Linked DNA regions of Homo sapiens: region 1 is linked to region 2. The links are chromatin contacts, found by Hi-C or POLR2A ChIA-PET in ENCODE. All regions are on one chromosome and are shown on one strand. The core of a region is the stretch at or near the end of the contact, and the rest is flanking DNA. Distances in the headings are between cores, read along the strand shown. Region 1 holds the start of DNAJA4 (DnaJ heat shock protein family (Hsp40) member A4). Region 2 overlaps TBC1D2B (TBC1 domain family member 2B).

What was found. A loop is a pair of places that touch in the nucleus more often than their neighbours do. ChIA-PET counts read pairs that join two places held with the same protein, here RNA polymerase II (POLR2A). Pooled maps may share reads with other maps.
Region 1: a loop to region 2 is called in a map of gastrocnemius medialis, with 7 times the contacts of the local background. The contact joins the promoter of DNAJA4 here to the enhancer-like site in region 2. A Hi-C loop is called at or near these places in 2 of 168 maps with a recorded cell type or tissue (gastrocnemius medialis and psoas muscle) and 6 of 50 pooled maps. POLR2A ChIA-PET finds 5 or more read pairs at or near these places in 1 of 52 experiments (T-cell).

The regions. Positions count from the first base shown.
Region 1 is chr15:78,263,017-78,266,948 of GRCh38, forward strand. DNAJA4 (DnaJ heat shock protein family (Hsp40) member A4) reads left to right here and starts at 1,546. Exons shown (of 7, transcript NM_001130182.2): 1 at 1,546-1,879. The coding sequence starts at 1,748. It overlaps DNAJA4-DT (DNAJA4 divergent transcript), which reads right to left and starts at 1,128. Exons shown (of 4, transcript XR_001751621.1): 1 at 1,041-1,128; 2 at 856-941. RefSeq lists silencers at 1,400-1,479, 1,790-2,079.
Region 2 is chr15:78,003,245-78,006,950 of GRCh38, forward strand. TBC1D2B (TBC1 domain family member 2B) reads right to left here. Exons shown (of 13, transcript NM_144572.2): 11 at 61-246. Among named protein-coding and RNA genes, the nearest start is that of TBC1D2B, 73 kb to the right of the region's middle. Within about 2 kb of position 1,932, at least 20 of the 41 ENCODE cell types and tissues checked have a DNase peak (open chromatin) inside an H3K27ac peak, as active enhancers do; they include gastrocnemius medialis and psoas muscle, where a contact is called at or near this core.

The sequences.
Region 1 (3,932 bases), core at 296-2,795, 260 kb after region 2:
CAACCCAGAGGGATTTTTAGAAGATTCCAGGTGATCTCTGTCAGGAGCCAGGTTTGAGACCCACTGCGCTAGGAGTCTTCACAGTTATCATCCCATTTGATGCTTATAAGAGCCCTGTGAGAAAGGCAGGCAAGTGGCAATCCCCATGTCCTGCTGACGAAGAAAAGTGTTGAGATGCTAAGGCTCAGACAGTAAGATCTGGATAGAAAACAAAGTTTCTGACCTCTAGCTCTGAGTTCTCTGCCTAAAGGTTCTGCTCTACAAGGCATAATTTAAAAAAAAAAAAAGCAACATCTCCAAGAAGAGCAGCTTAATTTCTCTTGTACAGTACAAGTCACTTCTCACCCCCATGGAACACATGGAGGAGAGGTAGTACCTGCTTCAGCCACAGTACCCAAAACAAGGCCAGGGCATCCCAGGGAGGTGAGCAGTGACCCCCCTTTCTGACAAACTGTTCCCCTGGCAGAAGCCAAGGGAGGGCTAGGGGACAGGGGCCTGCAATTCTGTGATAGCGTTGGGGCCTGCTTTCCACGCCCACTTTTCTGCAACGGTTTGTGATCTGGACTCCCTGAGCACCCGTTGGGAGCTGGGGGCAGCCTAGGGAAGTCGGGACCTACTCCTGTACCCTTCCAAGGCAAGCATCCTGGGCCACCTAGCCGTTTCAGGGTCCAGGCCATGGGACCCCCTGTGCATAACACTGGGCCCAACAGCCTGGTCGGGCCCTGATGTTTGCTCACTGATGATGTGCAGAGGAGAGGGGGCAGTTTCCCACTTCTGGGAGAAGAGAGGGCACTGTCGGCCCTTGGCAGACTTGGGGGGCGTCACTGCCCATATGTGGGGGACGTCACTGCTCACCTTGAGGGACTTAAGGGTTCCCAGTGGTGGGCATTCGAGAGGATACTGTCCACATCTGGGGCCAGCAAAGGACCCCTGTACCTCAACTGGAAGGCCAGAGGTTCACCTCAGCCTTGCAGTCATGAGGCAGCAGAGGGCCCCTACCCACTCCAACCCCCTAAAAAATGCAACAATCCCAGGCACACCTTAGGCCGCAGCCTGGCTGTGACCGAACAGACGGCGGCCACACCCCCGGGGAGAGGCCGGGTGGGGACCGCAGGGCGCAGCTCTCCCAGTCCCACCCTTCGGCGCAGGGCTCCGGCCAACACAGCCCTCCAGGCCGCCTACTCTCCAGCCAGCCGGCTCCACGGACCCACGGAAGGGCAAGGGGGCGGCCTCGGGGCGGCGGGACAGTTGTCGGAGGGCGCCCTCCAGGCCCAAGCCGCCTTCTCCGGCCCCCGCCATGGCCCGGGGCGGCAGTCAGAGCTGGAGCTCCGGGGAATCAGACGGGCAGCCAAAGGAGCAGACGCCCGAGAAGCCCAGGTGAGCGGCTGGGCCGCGCCGGACGGGCGTCGGGGGTCTGGGCCGCGAACCCGCCGCGGGGCCGCCGGAACCTCCGCGAAGGTTCTAGGCCTTTGTGGCGTCACCGTCTCCTTGCGGAAGCTTCCGCCGGCGCCGAATAAAACCCGCCGCGGAGGAGCCGGTGGCTCTAGTGCGGTGGAGCCAGGCGTGGAAGTCGGTCCGGCGCGGGGCGGGGGGCGGGCGGGAGCTACAAGCGGCGGCGGCGGCGGCGACCGTGACCGTGACGCGCGAGCGGGCGGCGGGGGCGCGGGCCAGGGGCGCGGGCCAGGGTGCCGGCAGGGGCGTCCGGGGCGCTCTGACCGGCCTCGCCCGCCCCCCCCGCAGACACAAGATGGTGAAGGAGACCCAGTACTATGACATCCTGGGCGTGAAGCCCAGCGCGTCCCCGGAGGAGATCAAGAAGGCCTATCGGAAGCTGGCGCTCAAGTACCACCCGGACAAGAACCCGGATGAGGGCGAGAAGGTGCGGGGCGGCGCGGGGCACGGGCCGGGCTCCCGAGGGGCCAAGGGTTATTAAGCCAGGAGCATTGAAGGCGACGGGAAACCTGAGCCGCGTTTGTTGGGGAGGCTGTCGCCAGGCGCCTCGGGGCCAGGCCGGGCAGAGGTGGCGGGAGACCCTGGGCGCCGTGCGGCGCGGTCGGTGGAGGGCGCTTCGCCCGCGGAGGAGGCATGTGGTGCGGCACTTGGGTCCCTCGCGAGTCCCTGCCGAGCCCATTCATTCCTCCATTCGCTCCACAAGTGTTTGGGTAGCCCCTGCCGTGCGCGCCGGACTAGTTCTCATAGGGTGTGTTGGTTCCCTGTGGGAGAGGCGGCCTGGGAATCGGGAAACTGAGGCACACACAAACAGTTGTTTACTTGCTGGGAACGACTGGCTCATATTCTCTGTTGATGCATAAACCCTAGGGATGAGTGTCTTTAATCTGAGCTGGTACCTTGGACAAACGCCGTGCCTCTCTTGAGAATGACTAGCTGGATTTGTTCTGTGCACCTACTGCCTACCTGATAAAAGCGTCAGATAGTGAATAATCCCATTTTCTTTATTAAACAGGGACACGGACATCTGCAACCTGACATCAGCTTGTACTCATATTCTGGGTTTTCGGTGACAAGTGACACACAGTTGATCATAAGTACCAATCATAGACTGAAAATGCTCTGCATTTTAGAGACAGAAGTTAAAAGCTTTTCCATCCTGTTTACAGAAAGTTTGCTTTTTATCTCTAAAGAGGCTCATGACCCACCTGAATAGGTGAATTGAAGGATGAGGCATTGCAAGGAAAGGCTGCTAACCCTCCCGTTCCTCCTTTCACTTCTTGCCATTTTCTTACAAAACTTTGGTTGTTCCGCATGGGTCTTGAGAGGTGGGGCCGTTATAGTAGCTGATAGCAGTGTCACTTGGGCCACGTTTGAAACCACACCAATCACCCATGTAGCATTTAAGACCTGTGGAAACGACGCTGGAATCAAAATACCTGTCTGTGTTAGTTGTTCCAAGCTGGAGAAAGCTACTTCAGGACGGTTGGCTGAATGGCAACAGTGATGGAATATTTATATTTAGCCACATGTGCTGAATGTGGCTGTCACAAGTTTAAAATGCTTTCCTGTAAGACCATTTGTCTGTTACTCACTTGCGTTCTTTCTCATCTATATTTAGATGGCTTACTGTAGCTTTTAAAGGCACTGGCGTTTTACATGGTGCTGGTGATTCATCCACCTGCTCCCTACATTCATTGTGGTCCGCTTCTGACAGTCTCCTTTAAGGAGAGCTTGTAGGCTTCTAATTTCACATTTCAGCAAGCTGGCTAAAGACATGTGGGAAAGCCTGACCCTGGATTCAGGTCAAATCTCAGCACTCACAAGAGTAAGTTCATGCCTCTGTGTATACAGTTAGAGCTGAATATGCTTTTGTTCTGAAGCTTTTATTTTTAAAAAATTAGACTTGACCTGTACTACATATGTGTAGGTTTCACCCTGTCTATACCTGTCTGGGCAGGTTGTTTGGTTTGTTTTAAACTAATATTTATTCATAGCCAGGCACTGAGTTAGTGTCACATAAATGAGGCCCTTGGCAGTGAGGTCTGGCAGGCCCATCAGCTTGGAGGGAAGGGTTCTGTGATGTGCCCATTGCCAGGAATACTTTCCTTCCTCTACCTTCATGGAAGGGGATAAAACTCTTTAGTTCTCAGCTAAAACATCTTCCAGGAGGCTGCCTCTGCCTCATAGACTGAACCACAGGCCCAACGTGCATCCTACTTTAATGGTGATTACTTGTTTGATTAACTGTATTCCTTTAATGGTGATTACTTGTTTGATAACTGTATTACCTGCCATAATGTAAGCAGGGCAGTGACTGTGCCCCCATGGCCACTTATGGGGTGAGTATCTAGCTGTGCAGGGTAGGTGCTAAAATGTTTGTTAGCTGGCTGAGTAAATGCACTTTAAAAAATTGTGTGTAGGAGGAGAGGGCCCTATAAAGGCACAAATTGGAAGGGAAATTGCAGTGAAAGGGATATTGG
Region 2 (3,706 bases), core at 682-3,181:
AACGCTGCTGACGGTTGTCAAGTGTGTATATCTGAAAATAGCTGAGCTGAGCTAACTCACCTTTGGTCCTTCATAAAGGAAAGAGTCCCATATTTTAAAGAGGATGTCACTAACGACACTATCCACAAATACCACCAGAAACCAGTTGAAAGTGATGAGAGTGTAGTCGACTTTGTACTGTTCAAAGTGGCCATGCAACCGAGGCAGCTTCTCACTCATAAGGTCTCTGAACACCCGCTGGTCCACCTGGAGAGGGAACAAAGGGGAGAAGTGTATCAGGCCTGCCAGGTCACCGGGTAAGCAGACGAGCAGACGCGCAACCTGAGAGCCTGGGGGTGGAGCCCAAGTGACAGCAGCACAACTGTTCCAAATGCACCGTGGGGCCCATCACGGAGCCAGACTACTATGTTCCAGCAGCGCTGACCTCGTGCACTGCAGGTACACACCGAGTGTCCGCTGAACAGCATGCTTTCCACAGGGCATGGGAGTAGGGGAGTCTGTAACCTGAAACCAACTCCTGCACTCAAAATGCCCTGGGAAATAGGCCACTGCAAGCAGCAGGTAGGACAGTCAGCCTTGCCAATCCACAAGTAAATACGTGAGATGTTGACACAAAGGGCCACAAACTAGAATCCTGGGCAGATGGGGATTCTGCTTCCAAAAAGGAAGCAGCATCACCACATCCATTCAACAAACATTTGCTGGGCTGCATGTGCAGTGGGGGTGGCGAGGACTCCGGCGTCACATGAACCTGAGTCTGAATCTCAGCTCTACCACTTACTAGCTGGGTGGCTTTTAGCAAATTATGCTCTAAACGGCTCTGTGCCTCATCTGGAAAATAGTTAATTACCTCTCTCTTACTGGACTACTGTGAGGATTAAATGAGGCTTATATAAACTACCTGCGCACGACAGACGAGCAATACCTGGTTACTGCCACTCTGTGTCAGGCACGGGGCCAGTGCTGGGCAGAGCGTTGAATAAAGTTCAACCCTGACCTCAAGGAGTTAAAAGATGAGAAGGGAAGGCCAGACACGTGGACCATCCTAACCATGGCCAGGCCCTGGTAACGATGTGTTCATACAGCCCTGTGGAACCATGGACAGGTCCCCGCCAAGCACTGAGGAGAAACCGCTCCTACAGCTAGAGCTCAGGCTTCCAGGCAGGAGGGCTGGGAGGTGAGGCAGCACAGCCAGGCAGAAGCTGGCCACAGACACCCCTGCGTCACACTGAGGAGTCAAGACGCTATCCTGTCAGCCAGGGGCTTTCCTAGCCAGGGGCTTTCCTCACAAAAAAACATGCATCTTCAACCATCACCCACTCCACGTGAACCGGTATGCACGTGTACAAAACAGAAACAAATGTTTCACAAAACAATACTTAATCTCACACAGTGGACTACACTTTGATGCTTTTAATTCTAATCAATTGGACAATTGGATTTTATGGGAAAAAAATAAAAATAAAAACCTAGTACCAACCTACTAAACCAATTTCTCTATCCATAGTGTAAAAAACAACTATAGTCATCCCTTGGTGTATACACAAAAAGCTGGCCCTCCGTATAAGAGGGTTTCACATCCTGTGAATACTGTATTTTCAATCTGTGTGTAGTTGAAAAAATCCACATGTAAGTGGACCCATGCAGTTCAAACCCACGTTGTTCAAGGGTTAACTGTACATATTTTCCTATACTTCATGCCCAGCCAGGAGCTGCCTTTCAGGAGCTGTAAAGTGGCAAGGGAGATGGACGGCTCACTGTAAGACCAGCTAATGATGATGTAATTCATTCAGCCTGGAGTATCCAGCTGCAGACGTCCAAGAGGGAGGGGCATATCAGCTGGCCCTGACATGGGAGAAGATCCTTGTACACATCTCTTCTCCCAACTAGGAGGCAGACTGTGCCTCACTCTTAAGGCTGCTCGGGTGCTTGGCGGAGGGCTGGTGTGGAGCAGGCTGCCAGGAAACGCTTGCTCTGGCCTCTGTTCAAGCTCCCTCCTCCACTGAGCTCTGGAGGACATGGAATGACTGTGTCATTCATCTCTGTGTCCTCAGCACCTAGCAAGGTCCTGGCACAGAACATGCACTCAAAGCATGGAATGAATGGAAAAGCTGACAAGCATGTGGACTGCAGTAGCAGTGGGCACGGGGCTCGGGCACTTGGTTCTGGCAGGAGGCAGTTTGACAGTGATTGGCAAAGCCCAGTGCTCAGGGTTGACAGCACACTCAAAGCTATCCGCATTTTAAGAGCCACCTTACGCAATGGCCATCGATAAGTGGGAGGATAATTAAACACATTCTAGCACCCACCTGATGGAATATTAGGCCACCAAATAGGATGGGTACACAGTATAAAATGACATGGGAAAATGCTCATGCTATAATGTGAACAAGCCAGGATACACTGTGCTCTCAATTTGGATACCTATGTGAACTAGGGGGAGAAAAGCAAAAGGAAATACATCAAAATGCTAACCACGGTTCTCCAGTTGGTAGAATAACAGGCAATTTTCATTTTCTTCTTAACATCTTTCTATACTGCCTGACTTCTGTTTAGTGATCATCTATTACTTGTATAGTCAGGGGGGAAAAAGTCTCCTTAGATTTTACATTTATGTTTATGTGACAATGTGATGCAAATTTTATCTTAAATCCAGACATTTAAAATAGGTCTTCCCCTATAACAATACTACCAACTTTTATTGAGTTTTTACAATGTTCTAAGCATTACATTCAACTTTTTTTAATGCATCATCTCAATTCAACCTCAAAAGTCTATGTGAGGGGGGTATTACTCTCATCTTACATATGGGGAAACTGAGGCACAGAGATGTTAAATGATGTGTCCAAGCTCCACAGCTCACAGGAGGTAGGGCCTGGGTTGTGATCTACTACATGTGACCCTCCCCCCAAGTTCCTAACCAATGTGCTTGACCACACCTCAATGGAATTAAGAAAGATCAATGCTTCATTTTTCTTATTCTGAAACATTGAGTCATTTGATATTTTAAATTTGAGTCTTTGAAAGCTATTAGCTTTCAGGTGCCCATGAACACACAAAACTTTCTTTACTGACCCTCTAATCCCACCCGACTGACTGCTGCCTCTTCCTGTTGCTGTTCATTTCCTACACACCAACGCAACAGAACAATACATTTCTTGGGTAATTAGCAAGTGAAGCAATCACAGGGAGACCAGATGAGCTTCTCCTGGGATCCACTGACATCTGAGAAACTGGGACAGGGACCTGAAGGGGGCAGCTGTGGCGAAAGCCCACCCTCTGGGAAGGTGAGAGCTCCAGCTCTCTTGCCATCCTCCTGTGATGTTCTAGGAGGCCGTGGGCACAGACAGGCAAGTTTAGGCCCAGAGTTGCAGAGGCCTGAGTTCAAACCCCAGCTCAGCCCCTCATCGGTGGCACCTCAGGCAAATTGCTTATTAGTGTCTTCGGCTCCCAGTTTTCTCCCAAGTCAAATAGGGATACTGATGGCTCAAGCGTGCAGGCTCTGTGCAGTTGTACAGCTGCTGGCACGGGGCCAGGGCTCAGTAAATGCCAACTCTCTTTCCCTGGTCAAAGAGTAGCTCATGTAAGTTCAAACATTTACTGTGTGGGGTGCCAGGCATACAGGAAAAGGAAAAAGAAAGAAAAAGGAAAGACAGGGCCGTGGCCCTCAGGTACCACTGACTAGCTGGAGGACAAGCAGGCACAC